Regions from separate parts of the Homo sapiens genome. Here region 2 is linked to region 1. The links are chromatin contacts, found by Hi-C in ENCODE. All regions are on one chromosome and are shown on one strand. Each heading gives the region's core, a stretch centred on a gene start or an enhancer-like site at or near the end of the contact. The rest is flanking DNA. Distances are from core to core; before and after follow the strand shown.

Region 1 (6,139 bases), core at 1,554-4,053:
TTATGGTAGATAGGAGGCTTTGGTATCCACCAGGATTGTACAAGATTTCCTTTATTCTAACTCTTGTTTCTCTATGTTTATTTAGAGGTGTTATGGGCAGCACTTTATCAGGGGACTCTCTTAGAGTCTGGTCAATTATCACGAGAGCTAAAATCTCTTGGGCTCTCTCTAGCCTAAAGGAAAGAGGCTTATTGGTGGACTGTCAGAAAAATGGAGAATTTCTTTTCCAGTGTCTCTTTTCTAGTCATTTGCAATAAAGGGAGATACTTTGGGACCTCTTGTTTCAGGACCTCTTGGTTGAAAAAACTTCACAGGTTGCAGCTTTTTGAAGGTTGAAGGGACATAGGCTTGTTAATCTTTGGGTTTTTTCTTCCTGTAGAGCCCTTTCAAAATGTTCAGCTACAGCCACCAATTCAGTCATATCTGTCACTTCCCATCTAGGTTTATGTTTTTTAATTAAACTGCTAAGTTCAGGACAAAATCTGCTTATAAATAGAACAGTTTATGCCGTTTCAGTCTCTGCAGGAAATGCTCCTTGCCATATGTTGAGCCCAGAATGTTTCTGAAATAGTGTTTCTAAGTGAGTTCTATAATGTGAAACTGGTTCATCTTTTTTTTTTCTTGTCTGCAGGATTGCATCATGGACCAATCAATTTTTGGTGAATGTGATTGGTCCATCATGCAAACCAGAAGACAAAAATGTGTGAAAAATCTTAGAAATTGAATCTAGAAGGGGTTCAGCATTTTTTCATGCTCCTTTTGGCCCTTCCCATGAGGAGGTCTTGGAGGGGTCTTTAATATCCTCCTCATGTGTGTTCCATTCTGTTGCTGGCATCCATTTGCCAGGTCCCAATATCATGTGAATAAATTGGTAAAGGTCAAGGAGTCCTGGATCCTCCATTCCTAGGAAGATTCTAAATTCCTCAGTAAATTTTTGAGGGTTTCTCCTTGCATCAGGGAAGTCTTTTACAATGGCTCTAAGCTCAATTTTAGATCATGGAGTTAAAGTGGTTACAGCAGGAAGGCCTGGCTGATCAGAGGTCTTACTTTGTAAAGACATCTGTTTGCCTTCTCTTTTGTCAATATTCTTCAGGGTGAAAGGGTAATTTAGCAAGGTTAGTGGACTCAGAATATTTAGTTGGGGATGGATAAAGAGAATAAACAGTTGTGGTTAGTTCAGTAAGAACATAGTCCTTGTTTCTTTTCAAAGTATCTTACCAGTGGAAAGTTTAAAAATTAATTTATTATAGGCCGGGCGTGGTGGCTCACGCCTGTAATCCCAACAATTTGGGAGGCTGAGGCAGGTGGATCACCTGAGGTCGGGAGTTTGAGACCAGTCTGACCAACATGGTGAAACCCCATCTCTACTAAAAATATAAAATTAGCCAGGCATGGTGGCATGCACCTGTAATCCCAGCCCACTAGGGAGGCTGAGGCAGGAGAATTGCTTGAACCCGGAAGGCAGAGGTTGTGGTGAACTGAGATCGTGCCACTGCACTCCATCCAGCCTGGGCAACAAAAGCAAAACTCCATCTCAAAAAAACAACAACAAAAATAATTTATTGTAATTTATTGTTATTACTATTAATGATTATTTTGAGACAGGATCTCACTCTGTTGCTCAGACTGGAGTGTAGTGGTGCAATCTTGGCTCACTGAAGCCTCAACCTCCTGGGCTCAAGCAATCTTCCCACCTCAGCCTCCCAAGTAGCTAGGACTACAGGTGTAAACCACTATACCTGGCTAATTTTGTTTATGTTTTTGTAGAGATGAGGTCTCACTATGTTGCCCATGCTGGTCTCGAACTCCTGGACTCAAGCAATTTTCCCACCTTGACCTTCCAAAGTGCTGGGATTACAGACATGAGCCACTGTGCTCGGCCTTAGTCCTCTTTTATGATGTCCTTAGTCTGTTGTTTAAGATTTTCACTTGCTTTTTGCAAAGAATCTTTTACGGATGCAATTTTTGATTTGTTCAGTCTTTTAGATCTTCCTATACTAATTAAAGGATACATACTATTGTTTTTATGTGGGATTCTGATTCCTTTTTTCTCATATGACTTGCAAATAAATAATTTTAACCAAATTAAAACTTCCCCATTATCTTTTCTAAGTTGTCTCAGTGAGGTTAACCCATTTTTTCTGAAAATGCACATGTTCTGGGCCCATAATTTTATACATAAAAGTAGCTGGAGTCCCAGAATGTGGAGTCCCAGGCTCTTTGAATTGAGATGAACTCATTACCAAAAAGGTACCCACCTGAGGCCCTCAGCCTCTAACTGAATCTAATCCGGTTGATTATTGAATCCAATCCAATCCCAAACCCAGCCCAGTCCAAAGATTGCTCAAACAAACTTGGAGAGCTGAGAACACAAATTCTTGGATCTTGGAATCTGAGAGAAAATTCAGCCACGACCTCCAGTTACAAACAAGAAATCAGTGGGCACAGCTGGCTTCGCAGGTATCTGGTCTGGTTCCCTGGTGTTCCTGGGGGTTGCTGAAGTTTTACTCTGTATTCTCACTTCTGACACCAAATCTGTTAAAAGAAAAACTTTAGACATATTAAATTTAACAGAGTTTAATTGAAAAAAAAAAGAAAAGAAAAGAAAAAAAACAACCAAAATGATTTCTGAATTTGATAGCCCCCAGAATCAGAATAGATTCAGAGACTCCAGGGCTGCTACATGGTCAGATAAGATTTATGGACAGAAAAAGGAAGGTGACATACAGGAATTGTGAGCTACAGAAACAGCTGGGTTAGTTACAGCTCAGCGTTTTCCTCATTGGTACAAGGTCTGAACAGCTGGCCGCCTGCGACTGGCTGAGACTCAGCCATTGTTACAGAAGCATACTGCTGAGTTGAGTTTTCAGTTTGTTTAGGTACTAAGTTAGCTTGTTGTTCCTAAGTAAGAACTCAAGTATGTGAGTACAGAGGCTTTCTCAGGCCAAATTTAGTTTGATTTAACAGAAGTGAGGAGCAACCAGCCTCATTCTCACTGTGGCTGGGTGTGGGCATGTCCTGGGCCCTCCCACAGCTCTAGGAATTGCCTGAGAGACAGACGAAGTGGACAAAGTCGCTGACAGACCTGAGTTACTGCCTTGGTCCTGGTGACCCTGCTCCAGGCAGTCCATCTCTGTCTGCGATCCCGGCACCACTCCCGGTGGTTCATTATTGCCCAGAGGGGCCTCTGGAGTGCAAGCCTCAAACAGGGAGACAGACCTGGGAAGACTCCATGAGGCTCCACAGCAACCAGACAGTTCTAAAGTCAGCGTCCCTGGCTTCCAGCTCCAACACTGGACATTCCCCCGTGGCTCCCCTGCCTGGGAATCTGGTGGAGGCTGATTGGGCAGCCCAGGGGATGCCGGTGGGGTGCGGGGAGGAAAGGCTGCAAGGGCAGCTTGGCTGGATCATGGAGGCCCGGGTGAGGCATTCGGACTTACTCTAAGGGCAAGAGAGTGAGAGACTGCAGCTTGGAGAGGACAGCGGTGCTTTGGAAGATGAATCTGGCTCGTTGTGCTGTAAGAAAAGGAGGGAGGAGAGCAGCTTTCTAGGTGACCTGGGGCTGTGACAGTAGGTATGAGGGACGTGAGGGGTCTGAGACAAGCAGTGAGGGTGCACTGCCCAGCCTTCCTGCTTGTGGGTTAGGAGCTGTCGGTGAGGATTCTAAGGGTGTGACCCTTGATGATGAGGTGAATGTGTTATGGCTCACAGGAACAGGGAAGATGGGAGGAGGAGTGGGCTTACAGCAAAGAGAAGCGTTTTATTTTATTCAGCTTGGCCGTGAGACTTCTCTGTGGCGATAGGTGAGTTTGCCAAATCTGGAGCTCGAGAACCAAGTCAAGGCTGTAGCTGCATATTTAGGAGTAAAGGTAGAAATTGAAGTAATGGGAGGGAGTAAGAGTGTTGAAGATGGAAGTTTTTCATGCCAGAAATAAGCTGTTTAAGGAAATGACCAATCTCCTAGAAATCTCCAAGGCCTATGTTAAAACCATCCCTTACCCCTGCAAAGATACCATATGCACGTACCTCTAACATTGCCTGGTTTATGTCATGTGCACCTAACCATTGCCCTAGCAGGTGGGCCTCTGTACAAAGGGAAGTAAATACTTGTTCCTGTAGAACCTCTGGTTTTGGATAATATAAATATTAACTTTGGCCAGGCGCAGTGGCTCACACCTGTAATCCCAGCACTTTGGGAGGCCGAGGCGGGGGGGATCACCTGAGGTCGGAAGTTCGAGACCAGCCTGGCCAATATGGTGAAACCCCCGTCTCTACTAAAAATACAAAAAATTAGCAGGGCGTGGTGGCAGGTGCCTGTAATCCCAGCTGCCTGGGAGACTGAGGCAGGAGAATCACTTGAACCCAGGAGGGGGAGGTTGCAGTGAGCCAAGATGGTGCTACTGTACTCCAGCCTGGGCGCGGCAGAGCAAGACTCCATCTCAAAAATAAATGAGTAAATAGATATTAACTTTCTAGTACTTCGGGCACATCTGCTTGTAATGCCCCTGAGGTGACTATGGTAGCAGTCCGTCCCAAGCTTCTTGGCAATGCCAGTGGCTGGCAATGTGTCACATGCCTGGAATGACCAGAGAATAAGTGTCTGATGGTCTGCTCGGTAGTCACTGGAAGCCACCCCCATGAGGTGGTGACAAAAGAGGACTTTGGAAGGCTCTGACAGTGCATTGGAGCTGGGGCTTCTTGGGTATTTTTTTTTTTTTTGAGACGGAGTTTTGCTTTTGTTGTCCAGGCTGGAATGCAATGGCATGATCTCAGTTCACTGCAACCTCTGCCTCCCAGATTCAAGCGATTCTCCTGTCTCAGCCTCCTAAGTTGCTGGGATTACAGGTATGTGCCACCATGCCTGGCTAATTTTATATTTTTAGTGGAGATGGGGTTTCTCCATGTTGGTCAGGCTGATCTTGAACTCCCGACCTCAGGTGATCTGCCTGCCTTGGCCTCCCAAAGTGCTGGGATTACAGGTGTGAACCACCGTGCCTGGCCTGCTTCTTGAGTGTTTTTGTTGTGAGTTTTAATCCCTACAGTGAAAAAGAACAGCTCCCTCTTGTTGGAGTGGCAGGGGTTGGCAATGCTCCCTTGCCTTTAGAGCGGAAGTCCATCCCCATGAGCTGGAGGCAGTGAAAGGTCAACCCCCAAGTCCATGGGTAGTCCCTTGGCAGCTGGGCGGAAACCAGCGAAGAGGCTGATATTTTGGAATGGCCGACGGCTCTATGGGTCCCAGGAAGATGAGCTAATTTGCTCACAGCGGGGCCACCAGGTCTGCTGCTTGCCTCGGTGGCTTCAGATGCTCTTTGAGCAGGCTGTGGCTCCCAGAGCTGAATAGGAGTGTAGGACTCACTCCCTTGGATGGACTCACAGAGACTGAAGTGCAAGCCAGGTGCCATATGACGAATTCCCAGAGAAGTGGAGCTGCCCAAGGGAGGGCACATGCGCTCGGCCTCAGCGGCATTAGTATGCCTTGATGGGCTCCTCAGCTGTCCGTTTCTGTCCATAACCTGGACGTCAGTGTGACTCCTCTCCCCCACCTCCCTGTCTCCCTCCCTTCCTCCTTCCCTCACTTATCCCCCTCTCCCATCTCTCCATCCATCCTCCCCCTCCACCATCCCCAGGCCCAGTGGAGGGTGACAGCTCACAGCCTGGGTCCTCCGTATCCATGCTGTGTTCTTTGTGCCCCGCCCTCCATCCGGGAGCAGCACTAGAAGGAAGGTCCTCAGCTCTTTAGGGACATTCCTGTCCTGGAGCCAAGGCCAGCACTGGCAGGGGTCCACGAACCTTGGCTGACTAGTCCTGTGGTCAGCCTTACCCTGTGGAGGCACAGAGCCAGAGGCCCTTGCTTCTGACTGGCTGCATTCCCATTGCACATGTGGGAATTGGGAAAGGCCGGGGACCTGCTCAGGCTCGCCTGGATGGCACTTCCCCAGCTCTCTGATGGGTTGTGGGGACACGGCACTTCTGGTCCAGGGAAGTGGCCCAGGACTTCCCATATCTGGGGCACAATGCTCCCATCCCACACTGGAGAATCAAGATTGCACTGCACGGAGGAATTTTTAAAGAATTTTCCTAATATGGGAGTGAGACCTTGATCCATGATGGCTCCCAGATACTCAGAGGATAGAGCCAG
Region 2 (5,937 bases), core at 1,970-4,469, 540 kb after region 1:
CCCCCTCTAAATGCAGTGGCCAGTTCTGGTCCATCAGAGCGCCCTCTATTCCCTTTCCATGGTGGGATGTTTTCTTATTTCTTGTTTATGTGTGCTGTCTGGCTATGCGTGCTGTCTGGCTCCCGGTCCTAGCAGGAAAGACTGCCAGAGCAGGAACACTGCATTGGGGCACCCTATGATGCTGGCAGAGAGAGGGCACTCAAGAAAGATTTATTTAAAAAGTGGGTGCAGAAATTACAGCTATTATTTTTATTGTGTCAGGGTAACTTTTTCAACATATGATTTGGTGTTTTTACCTTTCCCTGTATTTTCCCAGTTTCCCATCCTTTTTCAAGCAGTTAGAGGCCCTGGGCATCCTTATCTCAGGGGGTGTTTGTGGTTAGCTTAAAAACAAAAGTTGCTGCAAGATACACTTTCCTTCCTGGATTTTATTCCCAAAGAGTCTGAAACTATTGAAAAGATAGTGCTGGTTGTCTGGAAGGTTTGAGGAGAGAAAGAAAATGAGAGAGAAGGAGACAGATTTTGGAAGAAACATGAAGACAGAGGGACTTCCCATCTTCCTTCTCCTTTAATCCAAAAAAAGATTTCTGGCAGTGGGTGGGGCAGGAGGATGGTCCGAGGGTTCTGTGAGCAGCAGCGGATGCCCACATACCCATGAGACAGCATCCTGAGAAGGTAGCCAACATGCAGAGGAGGTGGGGACCGCGCACTGGGCTTCCCTAGGGGTGAGAGTGGCACCAGAACAGCAGAATGGCCTGGTGTGATGGGCATGTGGGCAGGGCCAGCTAGGGCTGCTGACCGACAGGCCTCCCTGGCACCCTGATGCTGCTTACAACCCTGGAGAAGGCACAGCTCTAGAATGACGGAAGCTCAATCAGGGCTCAGAGTCAGAACTGAGTTCCACTCTCTGCTCTGCTTTATTTATTCAGAGTCTTCGATGATGTGCCCTGGGCTGGTGTTTGGAGAAAGGCAAGTGTGGGTATGAGCAGCAGCATTGCAGGTTCCGGACACCCCGGAGGCACAGCACCCCTGTACCTACCATCACTCCTGGGCTCAGCTTGGCACTGCTCAGCCAGGACTTCACACCTGTGATGATCAGAGGGCACTATGTATCAGGTGTACATTCCCCATCCCCCTACAAAAAGGTAGTAATTCTTTGTTTTTCTACAGCACTACTAAATCTAGTAGAAGGACTCTTTTTACCACAGTTGATGTCTAATATCTGTTGCTTTTCGCGGCTCCCTGTCCCTCACTGTCATATGAGAACCTCAGGGCTTTGTGATTCAGGAGAAGTGTGGAAGAGGCCACAGCTGCAGATGTGAATGGTGCACAGCTGTGGTTTCTTGCCCAGGCCATGTGGTTCATTAGAAGGCAGCTGGCTCCACTGTCAGCCTTGTTCCTACTCTGCCGAGCTCTGCAAGGGGTACTTCCAGGGTAGGCTCAGCCCTGATGCTCCTAGCCACATCTCCGTGGCACCTCTGGCAGGTCCAACTGCTCTCCAACTCTGTGTGCAAATGGGATAGGGACCCCTTCCACCCTCCAGCCTCAGGATCCCACTCCCTGGAGGCAGACCTCTTCTCTTTGTCCCTTAAAGAACCAGCTTCCAATTCCTTCCCAGCTAGGACAGAACCAGACAATTCTTCCTATGGCCTTGGTTTTCCAAGAGAAGGTCACCTTTGTCTCACCTGGTGATGTCTCCCCTGAAGCACAGAAGAGAATCACGAGTACTTGTTTCAAAGAAAATGACCAAAATCTGTCTTAGCTTCCCATCGCTGCTATAACAAGTCACCACAATTTGCTGGCTTCAAAAAACACACATGGATCTTACAGTTCTGTAGAAGTTTGACATGGGCTTCACTGGGCTAAAAGTAAGGTGTTGGCAAGGCTGTATTCCTTTCTAGGACTGATGTAATTCAACTCTGTGTCCCCACCCAAATCTCACATTGAACTGTCTGTGTCACCACCCAAATCTCACATTGAACTGTCTGTGTCACCACCCAAATCTCACATTGAACTGTAATTCTCAATGTTGCAGAAGGGGCCTGGTGCGAGGTGATTGGGCCATGGGGGCAGACTTCCCCCTTGCTGTTCTTGTGATAGTGAGTGAGTTCTTACAAGATCTGGTTGTTTAAAAGTGTGTAGCCACCTTGCACCTCGATCTCTCTTGCTTCTTCTCTGGCTGTGTAAGATGTGCCTGTTTCCCCTTCACTTTACGCCATGATTGTAAGTTTCCTGAGGCCTCCCCAGCCATGCTTCCTGTGCAGCCTGAGGAACTGTGAATCAATTGAAGCTCTTTTCTTTATAAATCACCCAGTCTCAGGTAGTTCTTTACAGCAATGCGAGAACAAGCTAATACAGGGATGAATTCATTCCCTTCCCTTTTTCACCTTCAAGTGCCTGTATTCCTGGGGCCCCGGCCCCTTCCTTCTTTTTTGAAGCCAGTAGCTGAGCATCACTCCAAACCGCTCATAAGGAAATGGCATTCTACTTGAGTAGCAGACAGGTGAGCCAACAAATACAATCTCATGTGGTAAGCGAAGAACAGGTTCAGGGAAGAAGCATGGTCAAAAAAGGGCCCAGTACCCTGGGTGAGAGAGGGATGGGTTCTCAGAGGGCTGCTACTCAAGCCAAGGCTTATCTTACCTCCTCTACCCAACTGTGGAAAAACTTGAAGAAGTAATTGGGTATAACTCATCTTCTTATTTTCCTTGATGCTAAATTCACTGCTTTGCAACCTGTAGACACCCAATAAATATCACTTGCAATGAACCAGTTCTCTTCTGAGTCATTTTTGTCTTCTGGGCTACAGTTGCAGATGGGAGATGAGAGAACAGTGCCAAGCTAGAGGGCTGAGCTAGCATCCTCAGGACAGAGCCCTAGCTTTAGGGCTTGGCAGATTTTTATTGTCATGCATTTTCTTCCCTTAGCAGAGATGAATTCCAGAATTGAGGCAGGAAGCTCTCTGTTTAGTTGTGGGACCTCACCAGGAATTCACCCCAGACATCAGGGAATTAGATTTAAAATCTCGCCCTTGCATTTAAGCAGGGCTTTAGGATCACTTGGGGGTTGATAATTGATAGATGTCTCCTCGTTTGAGTTTCTTCATAAAATAACATGCAGGGAGCAAGGGAATGAAATTGAGCAAGTGAAATACTTGGCAGAGTCTCAGGAAAGACGTTAAGAATAGATCTATGAGCTGTGCCCCATGGCGGGGGGGTTGCTTCTGAGTCGGGAGGTGCATGGGTTGGCGGCAGGAGGAAGCGTCATGGAGCCTCTGTTTCTGAGCCCATGTGTTGAGATTCCAGCCTCTAGTCAGAAAATTCCCCTTGCAGCTTCTGCCTGGTCCAGCCCCTGAGCCATGAGCATCTTCTGGTCCTCTTGCCTCAGATTGTTCCCCATTCACTCTTCCCATCTTCTCCTTCACACAAACTTCAGGATCAGGACCCACAGAGGTCTTGGGACCTGTAGGCTGCGGGAGAAGGCTGTGGATGTTTAAAACCACATGTCACCACCTCCTGGCAGGGGCTGGCTAAGGACAGGACTAAACTCTCAGTGGTGAGTTAATGTTTGCTGAGGGAATGAATGAAGGAATGACATAGGCAAAATGAAGCTAAATTATCCGTTAAGGTTATCTATGGTACTTTCCCTGGGCCATGATTCTCCCTCTTAGATGGGAGGAGCTCAGCTCCCTAGACCCCTCCTAAGCTCTTGCAGGGCCTGTAGCATCCAGGGATAACAGAGCAGAGGACTGGGGCAGCCTACTTTCTTTGAAGGGCCACTCTCCATGCCACCCTTTGAATCAGCACTGGTGACCAATTAGTAGAGTGTGATATGAGTAGTGGATGAAGACCTGTCTAGCATTAAAAAAAAGAGACAGAATTGAGAAATAAGGGTATTGCTTTGTAAAAATGTGCTGCTGTTTTGCACATGATAGACAGTATACTAAAAGTGGCTTGCAACGTTAAATGTATTTCTTACCATGGGTCAAGGTCAAAAAAGTTAGAGCATCCAGCATCTCAGAATTGCTGAGGGCTCTCATGCTCCCTGGGAGGAGATGCTAAGGTCTGACCAGGCAACTTCAATTGTAAAATAAAGATGCCTAACCATCCACAATGACCTCTTCCTGAGACCTTGGGGGCAAGTGGAGGAGGACTGGCTGGGAGTAAGAGGCCAGGGCTCTGAGCCTCCATCTGTGTGTACTTACTGTGAGCCTTGGGCACATTGCTAATTCCTCTTCCACCTGTTTTCTCCTCCAATGTGGAGGTTACATTGTGTCTGTGTGCACTGCTGCCCTCTGGTGGTGAGCTCTATACTTCACTGCAGCCACGGCATCCAATTTGGGTTTGTTGACTGGCTTGTGGCTGTCCAGATTTTCCCCTCTTCTTGTTCTCAAAAGGTGAGCCTTACCCCCAGGTGGAGTAGCATCCCACATGTTAAAAAAAAACTCACATGTGTTGTGAGTTTTCTGCAAAGGCCTCTGCTGTTCAAATGCGTTGCCTGGAGATACTCTCATGCGAGAATGTAAATCAAAGGGCAAGCTAATAGGGAACTACTTTGTAGCCAAAGTTTGATGAGGTCCACCTGCTTCAGGGTACGTAGCTGTATGCCAGGTACTCTTGATGCATCTGCCGGCTCTGAACAGTGTTTTATGAAGCTGTTGAGAGAGTGGGACCAGATGTTTAGAAAGAAGAGCTTGTCTTGTCACTTCCCTCAGCTTCTTCCTTTTTTGATGGTATCAGCAACTCTTTGCATTTCCAATTAAGACTCTAGTTAAATTCCCTTCAGCATTTGACTCAACCTCTTGCAAGAGGCAAGATAAGTGATTTAAAAAAAAAAAAAAAACTCTTACTTAAAGAGCATGTTGCATTGTTCTGAGATTTATTTCTAGTAAATCAAAGGGGGACTGAATGTCCCTTAGCATTGTCCTGGGATTGATAAAGGTCAATTGTCTGCAGAAATATGGACCTGAAGTCTCTCCAAGGTTAGAGGTTTCATATTCATGGTCAATGCATCTTCAAATCTCCCATAGCAAATTATCTTGGACCATTGCATTTAATAGGTGCTTAATAATTGTGTGTTAAAAGGTTGAATGGATGAATGAATGAGTAGAGTCTCAGAAATGGCCCTTCAGATGAAGTTTCCGAGCTATGAAGTAACAGTGTACAGTGCACCATGCATGAAGCACATCGGGCAAGGGAACTCCACTGTTACATGGTAGGATTGGTTGGCCTGGAATCAAGTCAGGATATTTAATCAATGAGGTTGAAAGACCCAAGTAAACATTTAGCAAAACTGGAGTCAAAGCACATTTCAAAACAATCATTTAGACTGTTAAGCTGCTATCTTATAGAGTTGGGGGCCCAAAGTAGGGAGTGTTTTATTTTTAAACAACTTGCTTCCCTTCTGACTTCAAGAATCCCCATGATGGTTTGGTTTTGAGGACATTACCAGTCAACCGCAGCCAAGAAGTGATTAGCAAATGCCTGCTCCACAGACGTGGGTCTGACTTCTGGGCTAAGTTCAAAGCAGAGCTCTTAGTTTAATAATGATACAGGATTCACTTTCCTTGAAAACTTCCTATGCTGGAACCATTTTGAGAAAAACAGAAATAATCATGGAAATTTGGGGGCACAAATGAAGACAGGGAGGAAACATTACATGCATATCTGAGTACTTGTCTACAACCCTCACAATGCATCCTGGAGAAGATGTCCCTCCCTTATTCTCTTGATAGGAAATGGCCACTGTTTATAATGAGGCAGAACAAAGCAGGGGCTTACTTCCCCCCCGATGCCAATCAATATGCTGAGAGCTGGCTCCAGTGCTCCCAGAGCCATGGATCAGTGTTACTGCCTTGAAAATCGCTTATTGCTGTGTCATTTAAAGGAATCTGATGAAAGGTTTGAAAGAAATGCTATAATTCTACAAAATATCTTC

The links. A loop is a pair of places that touch in the nucleus more often than their neighbours do. Pooled maps may share reads with other maps.
Region 2: a loop to region 1 is called in a pooled map of right cardiac atrium, with 2.6 times the contacts of the local background. The contact joins two enhancer-like sites. A Hi-C loop is called at or near these places in 1 of 168 maps with a recorded cell type or tissue (psoas muscle), 3 of 37 single-sample maps with no recorded cell type and 11 of 50 pooled maps.

Annotation. Positions count from the first base shown.
Region 1 is chr2:20,416,353-20,422,491 of GRCh38, forward strand. It overlaps LOC105373465 (a long non-coding RNA gene), which reads right to left. Exons shown (of 5, transcript XR_001739317.2): 3 at 2,259-2,535. Among named protein-coding and RNA genes, the nearest start is that of RHOB, 28 kb to the right of the region's middle. RefSeq lists an enhancer at 5,841-6,139. Within about 2 kb of position 2,804, at least 19 of the 41 ENCODE cell types and tissues checked have a DNase peak (open chromatin) inside an H3K27ac peak, as active enhancers do.
Region 2 is chr2:20,958,857-20,964,793 of GRCh38, forward strand. No RefSeq gene overlaps it. Among named protein-coding and RNA genes, the nearest start is that of APOB, 82 kb to the right of the region's middle. RefSeq lists an enhancer at 4,198-4,247. Within about 2 kb of position 3,220, at least 2 of the 41 ENCODE cell types and tissues checked have a DNase peak (open chromatin) inside an H3K27ac peak, as active enhancers do.